Regions from separate parts of the Homo sapiens genome. Here region 1 is linked to region 2. The links are chromatin loops, found by intact Hi-C in ENCODE. Cell type or tissue: CD14-positive monocyte. All regions are shown on one strand. Links, peaks and the distances in the headings refer to the core of each region. The heading gives the core; the rest is flanking DNA. Region 1 overlaps PLEKHH1 (pleckstrin homology, MyTH4 and FERM domain containing H1). Region 2 holds the start of RDH12 (retinol dehydrogenase 12).

The links. Hi-C counts contacts between places; a loop is a spot of excess contacts. Peaks named below come from ENCODE experiments on the same cell type or tissue, not always from the same donor. Only the 100,000 strongest peaks of a DNase experiment are listed, where the experiment ranks them.
Region 1: a loop joins it to region 2, with 10 times the contacts of the local background. A loop is called at or near these places in 76 of 110 quality-filtered maps.

The regions. Positions count from the first base shown.
Region 1 is chr14:67,580,441-67,588,776 of GRCh38, reverse strand. PLEKHH1 (pleckstrin homology, MyTH4 and FERM domain containing H1) reads right to left here. Exons shown (of 29, transcript NM_020715.3): 23 at 7,739-7,839; 24 at 6,567-6,708; 25 at 4,894-5,036; 26 at 4,653-4,782; 27 at 3,123-3,209; 28 at 2,680-2,826; 29 at 1-1,703. The coding sequence ends at 1,542. It also overlaps a transcript of GPHN not described here. Among named protein-coding and RNA genes, the nearest start is that of PIGH, 16 kb to the left of the region's middle. RefSeq lists a silencer at 4,449-4,498. In CD14-positive monocyte, for the core only: CTCF peaks have their summits at 4,373 and 4,573 (motif pointing left); a DNase peak (open chromatin) is centred at 4,546.
Region 2 is chr14:67,701,037-67,709,372 of GRCh38, reverse strand. It overlaps RDH12 (retinol dehydrogenase 12), which reads right to left and starts at 7,487. Exons shown (of 9, transcript NM_152443.3): 1 at 7,438-7,487. It also overlaps a transcript of GPHN not described here and the pseudogene RN7SL369P. In CD14-positive monocyte, for the core only: CTCF peaks have their summits at 4,508 and 4,726; DNase peaks (open chromatin) are centred at 4,732 and 5,172; H3K4me3 peaks cover 958 bases; H3K27ac peaks cover 858 bases.

The DNA of each region.
Region 1 (8,336 bases), core at 291-8,290, 120 kb after region 2:
ACATTGTTGGGGTTAAAGGCTTGGTTTTGGGTGCTACTGCTAAATATACAGTTTTCAGCACTTTACTGACATATAGTAAGGCTGCCTTAGAGCTAGGAAATAAAACTCAGTTTCCTAGATGTTGGAAAATCAGAGTATGAACTCTTTCGTTTTGTTTTTGTTAGGGGAGGGTGTGTCTACAACCTGTCTAGAGGAGACTGTCTAGTCTCCTCTGCACTCAATCAGAAGGTCTGAATTGAGGGGGATTATGGTATTATCAGTAAGGCAAAAGATGAAAGAAACTTTTTTTTACCTGCTACTCTTAGGCTAGGGCAAATGTCACATATGTACCCTCACCCTCAAACTAATTCCCAGCAGAAGTTTGCCAGAAGTCTCAAGGAGCATATCCAGGCCCACATGCCTGAAATAGTCTTCTGTGTTTCTGACTCATTTTTGGTGGTCTTACAGCAGCAAAAAGCAGAGTGCATTTGCTTGGTCTTTTACAAGAAGAAGGAAACAAATGATGGCCCACTACAGTGAACACAGCCTTCACCGAGCGCTGTCCAGTCATTAAAATGAGACAGGGAGGGGTCAGATTGGACCTACCTCCTGCCCTTGCTTGCACATTGCGTGGTACTGGGTTTGGCCTAAAGTCCAGTGTGAGGAAAACAGCTTGAATCTTAGCAGGTATAGCATGTTATCCTGCAAAGACTGCCCCAGAAGGGGCTGTACCAATGCCTACATACCAATAATGGGGAAAAATGAGTCTATTCTTTTTTCTCCAACTCTGTCAGCACCTTTCCCATTTGGGAAAGGCAGCCCAGTTTAGTGAGTTCTAGGCTTCTGACAGAGTGTAGGAGAATTGGAAATTTTAGTCCTATCCTGTTTAGCGACGTTCACAAAACTTCAAGTATAAATAAGACCATATACAATATTAAAAAATTAGCTTCTGGGCTGGGCGATGGCTCATGCCTGTAATCCCAGCACTTTGGGAGGCCAAAGTGGGCAGATCACCTGAGGTCAGGAGTTCGAGACCAGCCTGGCCAACATGGTGAAACCCCGTCTCTACTAAAAATACAAAAATTAGCCGGGCATGGTGGCGCACACCTGTAATCCCAGCCACTCCGAAGGCTGAGGCAGGAGAATTGCTTGAACCCTGTGGACTGGGTGACATAGTGACACTGTGTCCCCCGCCCCCCCCAGAAAGAAAATTAGCTTCCTTGAGAGTACCAGTGCAGAAAGCCTTAACTTATAGCACTGATGCCCTCAGTAACAGTGGATCATCCCTGTCTATGTCTAGAATCAGGTAGCATCTGGAGTCATTATTCTTATGAAAAAAGGAATAAATGGTTTTAACACTGGGTCTGGATTTTAAAAAGTTGAGCCCTGAAACATTATAAGGCACCTAGAGAGTAAAGGCTTCACAGAGACTAAAATACACATTTCACAGAACAAGAGTAGCCGGGGGCTGTTAGACCCGTCACAGTAGTATCATACCCTAGGATATATATCTCTAAATCCAGAGGCACTAGTGGTGTTGGGGAATCGGGTAGGAGAAATATTCACAGCAACGTTGGCCCCTTGGTAGCACAGGAAACAGAAGAAAAGAACTGTCGTCCATCCAGTTCCCACAGCTGGCAGGCTCCGGGTGGGTTGGTGGGGGGGTTCACAGTTGTAGTGCAATGGTTCATATAGCTGGCCATGATGAAGGTAGCTTCTGCAATCTAAGAGGAGGTCAGAGATGTGAAGGAATTGAACTAGCCTTGGCTTGAATCCTGGCTTTCTTACTTATTAGCTCTTATGCTGAGTTCCTGGGCCTCAGTTTATTTAATCTCTTAAAATACCCACCTGGGAGAAAATATCCAAAGGGAATCATAACTGTGCTGTTCAGAGGCCCAGTGGTGTGGGCTCCTGTTGGTCTGGAGATCCTCTCAGATGCACAGTGCCCTTCTGAGAAAAGGAGGCCCAGTGTTCTGCTCTGGTTAGCTCTACAACCAGGGAAGGGGCCTTCTTAAGAAAGGGATCTGGAGATCCTCCCCTTTAGCAGGGGTGGTATTAAAGGAGGAGTAGGTTTGGCAAACTCTAACTTTAGGATTAAAAAGGAGAACAACAGGGTTTCCAGTTAATCACACGGGAGTCAGGAACAATAAATCAGAACTTAGCCTTTGTAATTATTATTTTTGCTGGTCAACACTTCCTGTATTGAGTAGGAACAAAGTCACTAAAGCAAAAGAGGTCTTTTTGCGGTCTTCCCCACAACAAGGAAGAGGGAGCACTGTGGGACTGTCCCACTTTGTAGCTAATGTTGGGTCAGCAGAACCCAGGGGTAACATGCGAGCACCTTAAAGAGGAATCTGCCCTGCCTTGAGGACTGCTGCAAGGAAGAGAAGAGCACGTAAGCACCCAACTGAGGACTGCATGATGCTGGGGCTTGAGAGAATAAAAAAGAAAAAGTGAAGAGCATAATAGTAGCTAGGCCAGAGTTAGTTCCCTCCAAATATGTCCCTTTACCTACTAGCTGAACATTGATACGGAGATGCAACACCACCTGAACCTTTGGAATACTAATTACAGACAAGACCAACAATTTTATCTGGGCAGGGCCCTTGCAGAGCACTAGCATAACCCCAGTTTCCTTTCTAAGCTCCAAGCCCACCACATCTTGCCAGAGTAGAACGTTTTAACAGCTGTCAGACCTACCTTGGGAGCAGCCATCCGGAAGATCAACTTCTCAATGTGGCTTTTTCCAGAGCTCTTGTCTGGGATAGATCTAATCACAAGCATGAAGTCATCCCTGCAGCCACCAAACGTTGTCACTGAAGAGTAGGGGTAAGTGATGTGCACTTGCTGTGGAAAGGAACCAGTCAGTTGTGGGGAAACTTTCCACCTGTCCCCTGAGCTAGGAACCAGCATCCCCTGTCTCTTCTAGGCACAGGAAAGGAGAACTCCCAAGTGGTCATAATTTGGAGATCTCCATCTTGAATATCTACAAGCAGTGTCTAGACTAGAGGACTGGTGCTTGGGCAGGAGTGGGGGTAGGGCAGCCATGGTCACTTGGTTCAGGCTTTTGAGTCCACAGAGGAGAAGAAAAGACCATGTTGAGGAAGAGGAGGGGTCAGGGAGCAGCCTGCATCCTTTCATACCATAGTGTTGTGGTCCAGGATGCTGACGCCATCCTCATTCACAGCAATCCACACCAGAGCGTTCTCCTTGGAAGACAGCTGGGCAGGCTGGGGAAACAGAAACAACCCATCAGATATATCCATAGTTAGAGATTTTGAACTATAATAACTTTCTGAGAAAGAAGGCACATCCAGGGATCTGCTAAGCAGTGATTTCCAGCCACCTCATCTTGGAAAACAAAGATGATATTTGTACAGTGTATGCAGGAAATAGACAAGGCTGCTTGTGACAGGAGACCCTTGGCCTTGGGGCTCTGGCCACCTACTAACCATCTCAAAGGCAGAGGCGATCATTCTTTTGATGTCCCTAGAACCCATGCTGCCACAGCACACTGGATGGAAAGCTCTGTGCTACAGAATAGAGGCCAGCCCTAGCTGCTCTGTTAGGGGAATGGGGAACAGCTGGTTTTCTCCTAGTCTTGGAAACACGGCATTCCACCTATAGTCTCCAAGCCGAAGTGCTTCTGACTTCAGCCAATCTCCTAGGTGCTGTAAAAGAAATAGGAAAGCAAGAATGCAGTCCTGTGGCTTTAGGCCCTATCAGTAAGAAAGTGACTATTTAGTGGACATTCCTGTAATGACTAATTTTCACTGCCAGGACTACAGTATGGTAATCCAGAAAATCTCTCTCTTAACCCAAAGGGAGGCAGATAGACATTGGACATGCCACCTTTTTCAGAAGCTTTTCCTAAGCTCCCAGACCAAGTGGGTCCCTGTTATATGCCTTTATAACACCTCTGTACATCTTCATAGCATTTGTGATGGCTTATAAATATATATTAAATACATAGAGAAAAAAATGAATACGATTATTTGATGAATATACATCTCCTGCACTAGATGGGAAGCTCCAGGAAGGCAAGGACTGTGTCTGATTTTCTCACTTCTTATAACCTCAAACAACCAGCACTGGACATAGTAGGAGCTCAACTATTTGTTGAATGAATGAATGGCCATTTTCCGATCTGTGGCTTCAGTAAACAGGATCACTGCCCAGCTTTGAGCTGTAATTATCTATAAAGTTTATGCACAACAGACACCCAGTGAAGAAAAGTTCCTTCTGAAATTACTGTTGGCCACCTGGCCTTCATACAGAGGTGAAATTAACTGTTGGCTAAGTAATTTGATTCCCCTGTATGCCATGTCAAACCAGTGGAGATGTATTTGTTTAGGTTATACATTGTTCTTTCAAACTTTAAAAAAAATGAAAGCACTCTTGAGAGGGCTGTTATTTCAAGTCTGAATCTTTGTGTGTGTGAATTAGTTGATCACATCTTTTCTTTTGGGGCAGTCAACAAAGGACAAATGAAGATAAGCAATCACAATTCTGCTCTGGACTGTGGAAAGCTGGACTAGGCCAGAAACAGTGGAGGGATAGTGACCTCTGGTGGTTACTGGTATGGAGGTAGGGGCTGCAAATTGGTATGGCTCAAACATGAGCAGTTGGGGACACACCTAAGGGTGTGGGCAGCTCCTTCCACTGGCACTTACCTGAGCAGCAAAAAGTTTAGCACCAAAGAAAGGCCATTTCCTGGCCACGGTCAGGTAGATGCGGATGCACTCAGGAGGGGAGCATCCTTGCAATGTTGCCCATTTTGTGGTCAACATATCTGCCAGGTGCCTGGTGTGGGCAGATGGAGAGAAATAGTGCCAATGAAGTGCCGACGTGTCTTCATTCCAGGCCTGAGACCTCCCCACAGTGACTTGCTGCAAGACCTTGTAGCCTACCTACCTCAGCTGTTCAGCGGGGGCCCCATGTCTATAGCGCCTGGGGTGGAACCTGTCTAGGACCTGCTGGAGAAGATGCTGAGCCTTGGCAGGGGATGTGCCTCCAGGGCCTGGCAGGGCAGGCTTCTCCAAGTCCCCATATTCTACCTGTGGTAGAAGCATATGAAGAGACCAGTCAAAATCTGACAGTGGATGGGCCAGGTGGGGGCTGTTGAGAGGTGAAATAAACCATTTCTTTATTACCCTATTGGTGGGGTGCGAGTGGTTGTGAAAAATACTTTAGAAAAACGCTTCATCTCAAGTTTTATAGACACTAGAGAAACAAACTTAGGGCCCTCGAATATTAGAGATCACCGACCAACTTTGATTTTGCAGCTGAGGTGAAGTGCCTTTTCCAAAGACACAGTTAATTGGTAGCCGACAAGGGAAAACAATGTGGAAATTCTGGCTTCCAGTCCAAAAATATGGGCTATAGAATTGAAGATGCTACAGATCCTAGAGTACAGCAGAGTGTTCCAAATGTGGCCTTTGGAGTTGGACACCTGGCGCAAATCCCAGCTTTGTGTCCCTGATCAAGTTACTTAAACTCTCTGAGCTTCAATTTCCTCATCTATTAGGTGGGAATAAAAACTACAATGGAGGATGCATATATGCTTAGTACAGGGCCTCCTAGAGAGTATTCCTATTGATATTTATAAAGATCAACTATTACTGTTTCCTCTTCCTTTCCAGCATGTAAATCCAGATTCTTATTCTTTTTTAAAAATTTTTAATTTTTAATTTTTGTGGGTATATAGTAGGTGTCAGACTCTCTTATGGGAGTCATGAAGGTATCCCAGATACCTTTGGCAAGATGGCCTTCTAAATATAATGGGAAGGAGAGTCCAAGTCTGAATGTGTGTTCCTCTTCCTAAGTCTACTTAGAAGGTCTGATGGTTTATGAAGTTTACCACATACATTACATGATACAATTATCCAGGTATCATACTTAGTACAACCCTGTGGAGGCTGGCAGAGGTTTTTGTTTGTTTGTTTGTTTTGTTTTGTTTTGAGACAGAGTTTTGCTGTTGTCGCCTAGGCTGTAGTGCAATGGCATGATCTTGGCTCACTGCAACCTCTGCCTCCCAGGTACAAGTGATTCTCCTGCCTCAGCCTGCCGAGTAGCTGGGATTACAGGCGCCCACCACCACACCCAGCTAATTTTTATTTTTATTTTATTTTATTTTATTTTTTTTCAGTAGAGACAGGGTTTCACTGGTCAGGCTGGTCACGAACTCCTGGCCTCAGGTGATCTGCCCGCCTCGGCCTCGCAAAGTGCTGACATTACAGGCATGAGCCACTGCTCCCGGCCAAGTATTTTTTATTTTGGTATACTGAGAAGGAAACTAAAGCATAGAGAAGTGAAGTGACTTGGCTAAGACCTCATAGTTGGAAGGTATATAGGACTCAAACCCAGGTCTCTGGATTCCAAGTCCAGCCATCTGCACGCATCCTATATCTGCGGTGAGTGAGGAGCTCTGATCTGTAGAAGTCAGCTGCTTTCCATCCCAGAGATGGCAAAGCTGCCCTCTCCTGAGCACCACAGGATCTGCAGAATCTCTCCTGTGTTTCAGGCTGCATGGTGCATTCATTCTAAGCTGGCAACCCGACCCTCCTGCTTCCTGAACAGAACCTTACCTGGGCCATCAGGGCAGCCATCTCAAGAGCCAATTCCTTGTTGATAGGAAACCTCCCTGCCACTATCTCTCTACTGGTTTGAGAGGCAAGGAGCAGCCGTTCTCGGTCCGTCTCCCCTTTGACTTGACTGCGAAAGTACAGCCTACAAAGAAGAGAATAAGAAACCAGGACTCAGCAGGGATTCCAAACAGGGATGGGGCTTTCTCTGGGTCTGTTACCTTTATTTCCAAAAAGATAAAGTACTCTTTTCCCACTATTTATGAGCCTATTTTGTATTGCCTCCAGAAACATATAACCGAGTATGACACAGAGCAGATGCAGGGTCATGCTGATCTCATACCAACAGGAGGGCATGGTTCATTCTGAAGATACCATTAAGCTTACTGGATTTAGTAAGGGAAATCTGGTACCTGGAGTTATAGATTAGGGGACTGGATGAGGTAAGAGTCCAAGAGACTACTGGAAACTATTTGCCTGGAGACATACTGAGATGGAGGGATGGGATTTTCTTACTCAAATTGATAGAAAGTCAGGATGTCTACTTCTGTATTTCCTGGAATTGGTATAGGAAGTACTTAGTCTTTAGCTATAACTAGCTGGTGCTTATACAAAATTTCACTCTCATAAAGTAACACACTTAGCCATCCCATGAGGTTGGTCTATTTTCTATTCTTTTCTTTTTTTTGAGGCAGGGTCTCACTCTGTTGCCCAGGCTGGAGTGCAGTGGCGTGATCTCAGCTCACTGCAGCCTCAACCTCCCAGGTTTAAGTGATCCTCCCACCTCAGCCCCCCTGAGTAGCTGGGACTACAGGTACATGCCACCATGCCCAGCTAATTTTTGCATTTTTTGTAGAGGTGGGGTTTTGCCATGTTGCCCAGGGTGGTCTGGTCTGTTTTCTTGGCAGATGTTTGTGTGTGTGTGTGTGTGTGTGTGTGCATATACACACACGCACACGCAGTATAGGGAAGGCTGACAGAAGGCCTGAGCTGCCCAGGGTTTCACAGAGTATCAGCAGCAGAGCCCGCCTGCACCCCAGCTAGTGACTGCCAGGCAGTGTTATATCTGTGGGTCCCTCCCCCCGTCTGGATAGGCTGTCTAGTCGAGGAGGCGATGAGCTGGCACCCAGTGGCAGCCCTTGTGTTTGGCCCCACCCTCGTGCAGTGCTTAGGACCTGTTCTTGTACATCAGCTTCACGACGCGTGTCCCACCCTCAGACTTTCCGGGGTGCAGCTCCTTCATGGCTTGTTCCCACTTGGAGATGGCATCACAGATCTTGAAAAGGCAAAAGAAGAAAGTCAGAAAATTTCCTGATAAGGAGAGAAGGGATCAAGGTCCAGCCAGGGCTGGACTCAGAGCAGAAGAGCAAAGAAAACTAAGGAAAAGTCCTCCCACCAGGAGGCTGACCTGCGGAGCTTCATGCTTCCTGGACCCAAGGTGGCAGCAGCTCCCTCACAAACAGAGGGAACCCTGGACAGGGTGAGCAATAAAGCAAGAAATCTGCCCTGCTGGTGTCACCAGCTGAGGGGCCTCCCCAGAGGCTAGGCAGCCCCATGGCCTTCGAACACCAGCTCCATTTCCATTCCACTGACTGCTATTCTCCTCTTCAACAAATATGCCCAGAGGGCTACCATGTAACAAAGCCTCACAGATGCCCAGACATTGGCAAAGAAGGTATGTGGCATAGTTTTTCCAGGCAATGTTAAAAGACCATAGAAGCCTTTGTCCTGTTAAAGACAAGCAAACACTGGAGCCAAATATGCATCAAAGTG
Region 2 (8,336 bases), core at 25-8,024:
TAAAATTTTGAAAAATGAATTTAATTGGCTTCATGCTGTTTTTATTAGGGCTTATTGTTTGGAAAATTAAGTCTCCTCTCTCAAAGAATGAAGGTTTTCACCTTTTTTGGGGAAATCCTTGAGTTATCACTTTGGTTAAATGAATAACTTATTTCACAATGACCTATTAATTCTATTTTGTGATATCAAGTGTTTTAAACCTTTGATATTTGACAAACTTTCCAAAATCAAACTATAAATTATGTCTTTTTCTGACCTAATTAATCCTTTAAGATATTGTTGGGCCTGGCACAGTGGCTCACACCTGTAATCCCAGCACTTTGGGAAGCCAAGGCCAGCGGATCATGAGGTCAAAAGATCGAGACCATCCTGGCCAACGTGGTGAAACCCCATCTTTACTAAAAATACAAAAATTAGCTGGGTGTGGTGGCGCATGCCTGTAGTCCCAGCTACTCGTGAGGCTGAGGCAGGAGAATCACTTGAACCTGAGGGGCAGAGGTTGCCGTGAGCCAAGATTGCACCACTGCACTCCAGCTTGGCGACAGAATGAGACTCCCTCTCAAAAAAAAAAAAAAAAAGGTATTATTAATAGGTTCCCTAGAGTCCGAAAATGACATATTTGGCTTATTTGGTATAAAAATTATACAGGAAGCATAGTCAAATATGAAATGGTGTTTGGTTTTCTTTGGGCTGTATTTGTATAAATATGTTACTGGTATGTGTTCCAAAATCATGGGAAACTCCTGTAATTTTGGTATGACTTAGTGTACATTATCAGTAATAATTATAATTGTTATGTTAAATTATCATATGCCACAGAGATAACAAATTTCCTTGTCAATTGTTTCTTTATGGCTGCCCTAAAACCTTTCATCATCCACAGACAATTGTTGTCTTGTTTTGGTCCTCCTTAGAAGGTGGTTTTATAATCAGCTATAGAACTCTAACAGGTGTTCTTAAATGCAGGTTTCTGATAACTTTGGAGATTGTAACCTTAGAATAGAGGAAAAAACTTTCAGGACTCTCATGGAGAGCTGAAGTGTTCACGAATATCAAGCAGAACAGGATTAACTGCATAAACTAAACTGATAGAAGACTAAAGTAATATTTTTAACTTTTTGCTTAAAACGTTGCTGATCCTTTTTTTTGTTTTTCAGAGTCAAGAAAACTTTTCTTTTAAGCTATTTACAGCTTTTAGCAATTGACTAAAGTATACTCCCATGAACAAAACTTGGGGCATATTTGTGTCTCTCTGCCTAATTTCTCCAGAATTTGGAAATTATTTGTGAGTATTTGTAACTTATAACAATACAGCTATTTACGTAAGTGCAGTAAGAATCTGTTTCCATTTGTAACAGGACACAATTGGAGAAACTGGTTATTTTATCAAGACTTTGACTGGAATGGTGTGCTTTCCCTTGGAATCAAACTTGACTTCTGGAACCAAGATAGCCCCTTGGAAAAATTGGCCTCTTACCTTTATCTACACAGCCCCTGTACAGGGTTCCTGATCTGTGGTAGGTAAAGAATGTCACTTTCTGACAGGCCCAGGAGCCCCAAGTTTACCTTGGAACCTCAAGAGGAGAGGTTAACTCAATTCATAGGTATTTGATAGCACAAATCCACGGCTGGGCTCAGCTTTAAAGAAGTCTTATCTGAGATTCTTTCTACAGAACACAGTTTCATCAAAGCCAATTTAAAAGCCTATGTAAAAAATAATTATTCTTACCAGCCTGGCCAACATGGTGAAATCCCATCTCTACTAAAAATATAAAAATTAGCTGGGTGTGAAAGCACATACCTGTAATCCCAGCTACTTGGGAAGCTGAGGCAGGAGAATCACTTGAACCCAGGAGGTGGAGGTTGCAGTGAGCTGAGATCACGCCACTGCACTCCAGCCTGGGCAGCAGAGTGAGACTCCATCTCAAAAAATATATATATATTCTTGCTGCTCTGTATACAAATAATTAGGCCAAGTATAATAAAGCAAACAAGTCCTACCATAATTTGTCTTTAGTAAAAATGGGAAACTGGAGAGAGAAAAGATTGTTTCAAAAAGTGTAGTACACCTATTGTTAGATTTTAGTCTTGCCTAATGTTTTGCAATTTTTATTGTTTTCTACAGTTTGGACTGAATTCTAATTTTTGTTGGCTACAAGTCTTCAAAATAATGTTTTCAATTGTTTTCCTTCTTTTTTCCCCATTTTTCCTAATTTGGAGTCACTAAAAAACTAAGTTGTGCTTTCGTAAAGCTCTGCAAACTGAAGCTAGACAACTTAAACTTCAGAAGAAAATAACAGCAACCTATTTACATACATAAACCGCTTTCATACCTGCCTACTGATGTATGGACTACAGAGTAATGTGGCCTATATCAATTTTCCAGGATTTTTCTTTTGTTTATTGTTGTTTGTATCCCTTCCTCCCCCTAATTTCTCTGCATAGGACATGAGACTTCACAACCTTCTAAAAATGAGCTTTGCTAATAACTTAGGACCTACCTGTCTAGGAACGAACCATCCTAACCAAGAGAGATTAGAAAAAAGCTGGGACCAGAGACTCATTTTCTTCTAAAATGCTTTCTCCAGAAGATTTTTTTTAAAGGGTGGAGAAAATGTGAAAGGAAAAGATCTCGGCCCCCAAAATCACAAAGCCAAAGGGAAAATTCAAGCTGGGAACTGTTTAGGGCAAACCTGCTTCCCATTCTATTCAAAGTCATCCCTCTGCTCACTAAGATAAATGCGTATCTGATTGCCTCCTTTGAAAAGGCTAAACAGAAACTCAAAAGAATGCCCCTGTTTGTGTCTCATCTTCCTGTGACCTGGAAGCCCATTCCATGCTTCGAGCTGTCCCTCCTTTCCAGACCAAACCGATGTTCATTTTCCATATGTTGATTGATGTCCCGTGTCTCCCTAGAATGTATAAAACCAAACTGTGTTCTGACCACCTTGGACATATGTTGTCAGGCCCTCCGAAGGCTGTGTCGTGGGGACACGTCCTCAACCTTGGAAAATAAACTTTCTAAATTAACTGAGACCTGTCACAAATTTTCTGGGTTCACACTACAAATATCACAAAATCCAGAAAATGACATTATATTTTTATTTTATTTTTAAAATTAGAGACGTGCATTGCTATGTTGCCCAGGCTGGAGTGTAGTGGCTGTTCATAGGCACTATCTTGCGACTGATCAGCGCCTGTATTTTGACTTGCTCTGTTTCTGACCTGGGCCAGTTCTCTCCTTCTTAGGTAACCTGGTGGTCCCCTGCTCCCAGGAGGTCACTATATTGATGCTGAACTTAATGTGGACACCTGATTGGCACAATACACTACAAGCCCAGAACGTCTAGGCTAAAGGGATCTTTCTACCTCATCCTCCCAAGTAACTGGAACTATAGGCACATGCCACTGCACCTGATATCTTTACTAATTAACTGCTTGACATAGTTAATGATATTTTTTTCTTATATTTTTGGCTGTATACTTTTTGAGTGCCTCCTCCTATAAAAATTATTTTGTAAATATCATTTTCCCTAGGGAAAATAAAAAGATAATTCAGCCTTTCCTCTGTCATGGTTGATCAAATGTGTCTTTTAAAACATCTTATTTTGAAATATTACAAAAAATTGCAAAAATAATACAAAAAATTCCTGCATACTTTTCACTCAGCTTCCCCAAATGTCAACATTTTAAATAACCTTAGAACAATGATCAAAACCAGGAAATTAACATTGGTACAACACCACTAACTAAACTAATGGCTTTATTCTAATTTCACCAGTTTTCTCACTAATGTCCTATTTCTGGTCCAGGATTGAATTCAGGACCCCACATTGCATTTAGTTGTGATAACCTACAGGTCACGTTTGGCAGTCTTCCAAATTAGCCTACCTGGGGCAAGTCTTATGATTCATGGCTTACATAGCATTTCTGAGTAAAGAATCTTACGATGAGTCTCTCAAATCTTATTGAAAATTTCTCAAACTGTTGACGTACACATTAATATGTAACCTACTGACACTGAAAAGGACACTGATTTGTTTCTGAATCATGAAGTGTTACTGATTGTCTTAAACATGGACATTTTAACTTGTATGTTGTCATCTGTAGCCAAGGACTGTAACCTCTGTATTGTGCCATTCAATGAAAAAGGACAACTCCAGTATGAAGAGTCTCCATCCCTTCTTCTAAACTTTCTTATAAAATCATTCCAACTTCTAACGACAGACTTTGGAATACACCCAGCTTTATTGGCGTGTCTTCCCAGATTGATCCTCACATTTGGCTTCCAATAAACCTTTATCAATTTATTTCTGCCTCAACAGCCTTAATTTCCATCAACAAAATGGCATAGCTGACAGGATTTCAGAGTGACCTCCCTGGACTACCTAGACCTGCTTCCAACCTTTGTGCATGTGCCAGCACAAAATCCATTGTGTTCCTGGACTTAGATGCCCCTGCTGAGTGCTACAGATGAGTTCCTCCTGAAATCAATGAAGTTCCTGTCTTGGTTGATGTTCTGGTTTATTAAAGCTGGTTTCCTCCTTGGCTACGTGGTACAATGACTGTCTCAGAACGAGAGCTGCTGCTATGAATTCAAGATAAGGGCTTTTGTTAAATACTAGGGCAGGGTAAAATAGAAGCTTTGTAAATTGTTTCCCTGGTGATTTGGGGTGAGACCTTTCCTTAGCTTTTTCCTTTTCCAGTCGCATGAGGGCACTCTTACTCTACTCCATAACTTGTCCTCACACAAAGCTAAAATGGGAAGTGCACTCTAAGACACCTGCTGAGTTTTAGGTATAATACTTACCATCCTTCCACTTGCAAGTGCCTAGATAAGCAGTAGATCCCCTAACCCAGGGTGGTTATAAGCAGCAGTGGCCAAAATGGAGCTGTTCCGAAAATGCCTAAGATAATTTATTTGCACACACAGTTGAAAAAAAGCTGGTTTTAGATACAGACAAATTGAATGGAAGATTTACTTCCAATAACACCTACAAGCTTCTAAAAAAATTATTTTAAAAATGCCTCAATTCAAGAGGTAAAAAAGATATGTGAAACGATTTGAAAATTTTAATGATTTAGGAGGCTTTCTCCTTTTTGCCTCTAGCTGCTCCTCCTCCTTCTACCCCCGTAATCAGAACTCAGCTCTTCCTGTTTGTTCTCCTGGCTCCCATACACCTCTTAGGCACAGATTTTTTAGAATTTCACAATACACACATTTCCTTCCCTCAAAAGGGGGAAATATATTTAAATTTAAAACAAGGGGAACAAACAAAACAACTGCAGAATGAAAATAGAACTACTGAGATCATAAAAATACGAATCCAACAGTTTTTCTAAACTGAGAGATTAATATTTTAAAAATGAGATTCTCAAACATTAAGACATGCCAGGCCAAGCACAGTGGCTCACGCCTGTAATCCCAGCACTTTGGGATGCTGAGGTGGGAAGAACACTTGAGTCTAGGAGTTTGAGACCAGCCTGGGCAACATGGCAAAACCCCATCTCTACCCAAAAAATGCAAAAATTAGCCAGGCACGGTGGTATGCACCTGTAGTCCCAGCTATTAGGGAGGCTGAAGTTGGGGGATCACTTGAGACCAGGAGAGAGAGGTTGCAATGAGCTGTGATCATGCCACTGCACTCCAGCCTGGGCAACAGAGTGAAACTCTGTCTCGGAAAAATAAAAAAAGACATACTGGGTTTTCTGAGACTCCAGCTAGATACATATTATGGCCCATTGTTGTGCACATCTTAAAATAATAGACAGATTAGAACTCAAGTGGTCCACCCAGAACTACAGAGTTAACATGTAGGATCGTCTAAGTTCTCTGTCTACCTCTATATATTTTTTCTGCCTACTTTGAAACTACTGACTTTTCTACTTGTGTTGAGATAAAGCTCACTGTTTATAGTATTACTAACTTAAGAAGACTTAGAAATTTTGTTTTTCTTATACGATTCAGCCAGTTCAAGCTAAAATGTTAACATTAAAAACCTAACTCTAAACTCATTTGAAACTGAATAAAAGGATAAAAGATTTTTAAAATAAAACTGCCATCGAACTACCTTACCCAAAAATTTTGGCTCACAGCCTTCATTAGATTACCTATTGGGACAAATAAAATTTAGCCATGTGAACTAACAGGTCCCAATTTTTTCCAAAAATAATTTAGATCCAACTATCTTTTATAAACTGGTGAGTTTGTATTACTATCTCATGACTAAAATTCTAAAATGAAAACTATAAGGGCCAGATGAGGTGACTCATGCCAGCAGTCCCAGCACTTTGGGAGGCCAAGGTAGGAGGATCATTTGCGCCCAGGAGCTCAAGACCAGCCCTGGCAACATAGTGAGACTCTGACTCTACAAAAAAAAAACTTTTTTAAGTTAGCTGGGCATGGCGGCACGCACCTGTAGTCCCAGGTACTCAGGAGGCTGAGGTGGGAGAATCACTTGAGCCTGGGAGGTCCAGGCTGCAGTGAGCCATGGTCATACCACTGCTCTCTACCCTGGGCAACAGAGTGAGGCCCTGTTTCAAAAGACAAATCAAAAAATAAAGGTATAAGATCTCTATTTGTGCATATATATGTGTGTTTAGATGTGTTTACATATATACATGTAATATGTTATATGTTGTATCTACATGATACCCAATTGACTTATAGATAAATGAGCACTCATAAATTAGTAAGCCCAAAGGTTTTCCAAGTTCACATGACTTAAGTAATTCTTTAATAAATAAACTGGCTTTAAAATTATTAGTAAAATAAATATTAAAATGTCTTCAAAATTGTCAACATACATATTTGCCTAGATTTATGGTCAGATTTATACTTGTCTTATTAAATATTTTACAGGGTCAGGATTTGGCACAAAGGTAAAAAACTATGAACCCAGCCAAAACCAAAATAATCTTTGTGTGATTTTTTTTATAAGTAAGACTAATTTAATATTGTTGGTTTAAGAAATACAGCTAAACCTTCTGAGTTATCAACAAAATACCCATGTATTTAACTTTAAATTTCTTGCTTAGGTAAATATCTGACATTCACAGGCTATAAAAATGGTTAATAGAAAAAAACTTAAAAAACTGAGCACAGGCCAGGCATGGTGGCTCATGTGTGTAATCCTAGCACTTTGGGACCCTAAGGTGGGAGAATCACTTGAGCTCAGGAGTTTGAGACCAGCCTGGGCAACATAATGAGATCTCATCTCCATTTAAAAAATATATATATATTAAATTTTTAAAAAAGCTGGGCACAGTGGTTCATGACTGTTATCCTAATGCTTTAGGAGGCCAAGGCAGGTGGATCATTTGAGATCAGGAGTTCAAGACAAGCCTAAGCAACATAGTGAGACACTGTCTCTACAACACAGTGAGATACTGTCTCTACAAAAATTTTGAAAATTAGTCTGGCATGGTGGCACTTACCTGTAGTCCTGGCCACTCAGGAAGCTGAGAAGGGAGGATTGCTTGTGCCCAGGAGTTGAGGTTACGATGAGCTGATCATGCCACTGCATGATAATAATTTATTACATGGTAAATTATTTTCCTAAAGCAAAATGACAGGTTAATTATAAAAGAGAAAGGGTAGGGCAAAACAAAAGTTCAAACATGTCATAAATAGTCTACAGAAATCATAATAGGCCTGGCGTGGTGACTCATGCCTGTAATCCCAGCACTTTGGGAGGCTGAAGTGGGCGGATCACAAGGTCAGGAGTTCGAGACCAGCACAGCCAAAATGGTGAAACCTCATCTCTACTAAAAATACAAAAAGTAGCCAGGTATGGTGGCGCATGCCTGTAGTCCCAGCTACTCGGGAGGCTGAGGCGGGAGAATCACTTGAACCTGGAATGCGGAGTTTGCAGTGAGCCAAGATAGTGACACTGTACTCCAGCCTGGGCAACAGACTCCATCTCAAAAAAAAAAAAAAAAAAAAAAGAAATTATAATAAAGTTCTTTAAAATTTTTTTAAATGTATATGTGATTAAGTTGGCTATAATCAAAAAAAAGTTATAAGTGTTTCTAAAGATTGAGATTTTGGTCCTCTATGTTAAAATAACATTGTCTTAAAGTATAAATTTGCTCTTAGTGAATTACAAGAGCTTTTGATTTTAAATTCTACAATCTATTTCTTTTCTAAAACTTCTCAAATTTATATCTCAAAAAATTCTACTTGTGCTATACCTCGCTGCACATGATTCCCAAGTCATGAATCGTTGTTGTTCGTTCTTTATACCCTTAAAAAGATACATGTTTTTCTTGGTTGAAATGATAATCCTCTCCTTCAACCTTTTTGTCAACTTCTGTAATCTTTGACTTTTTTTTTT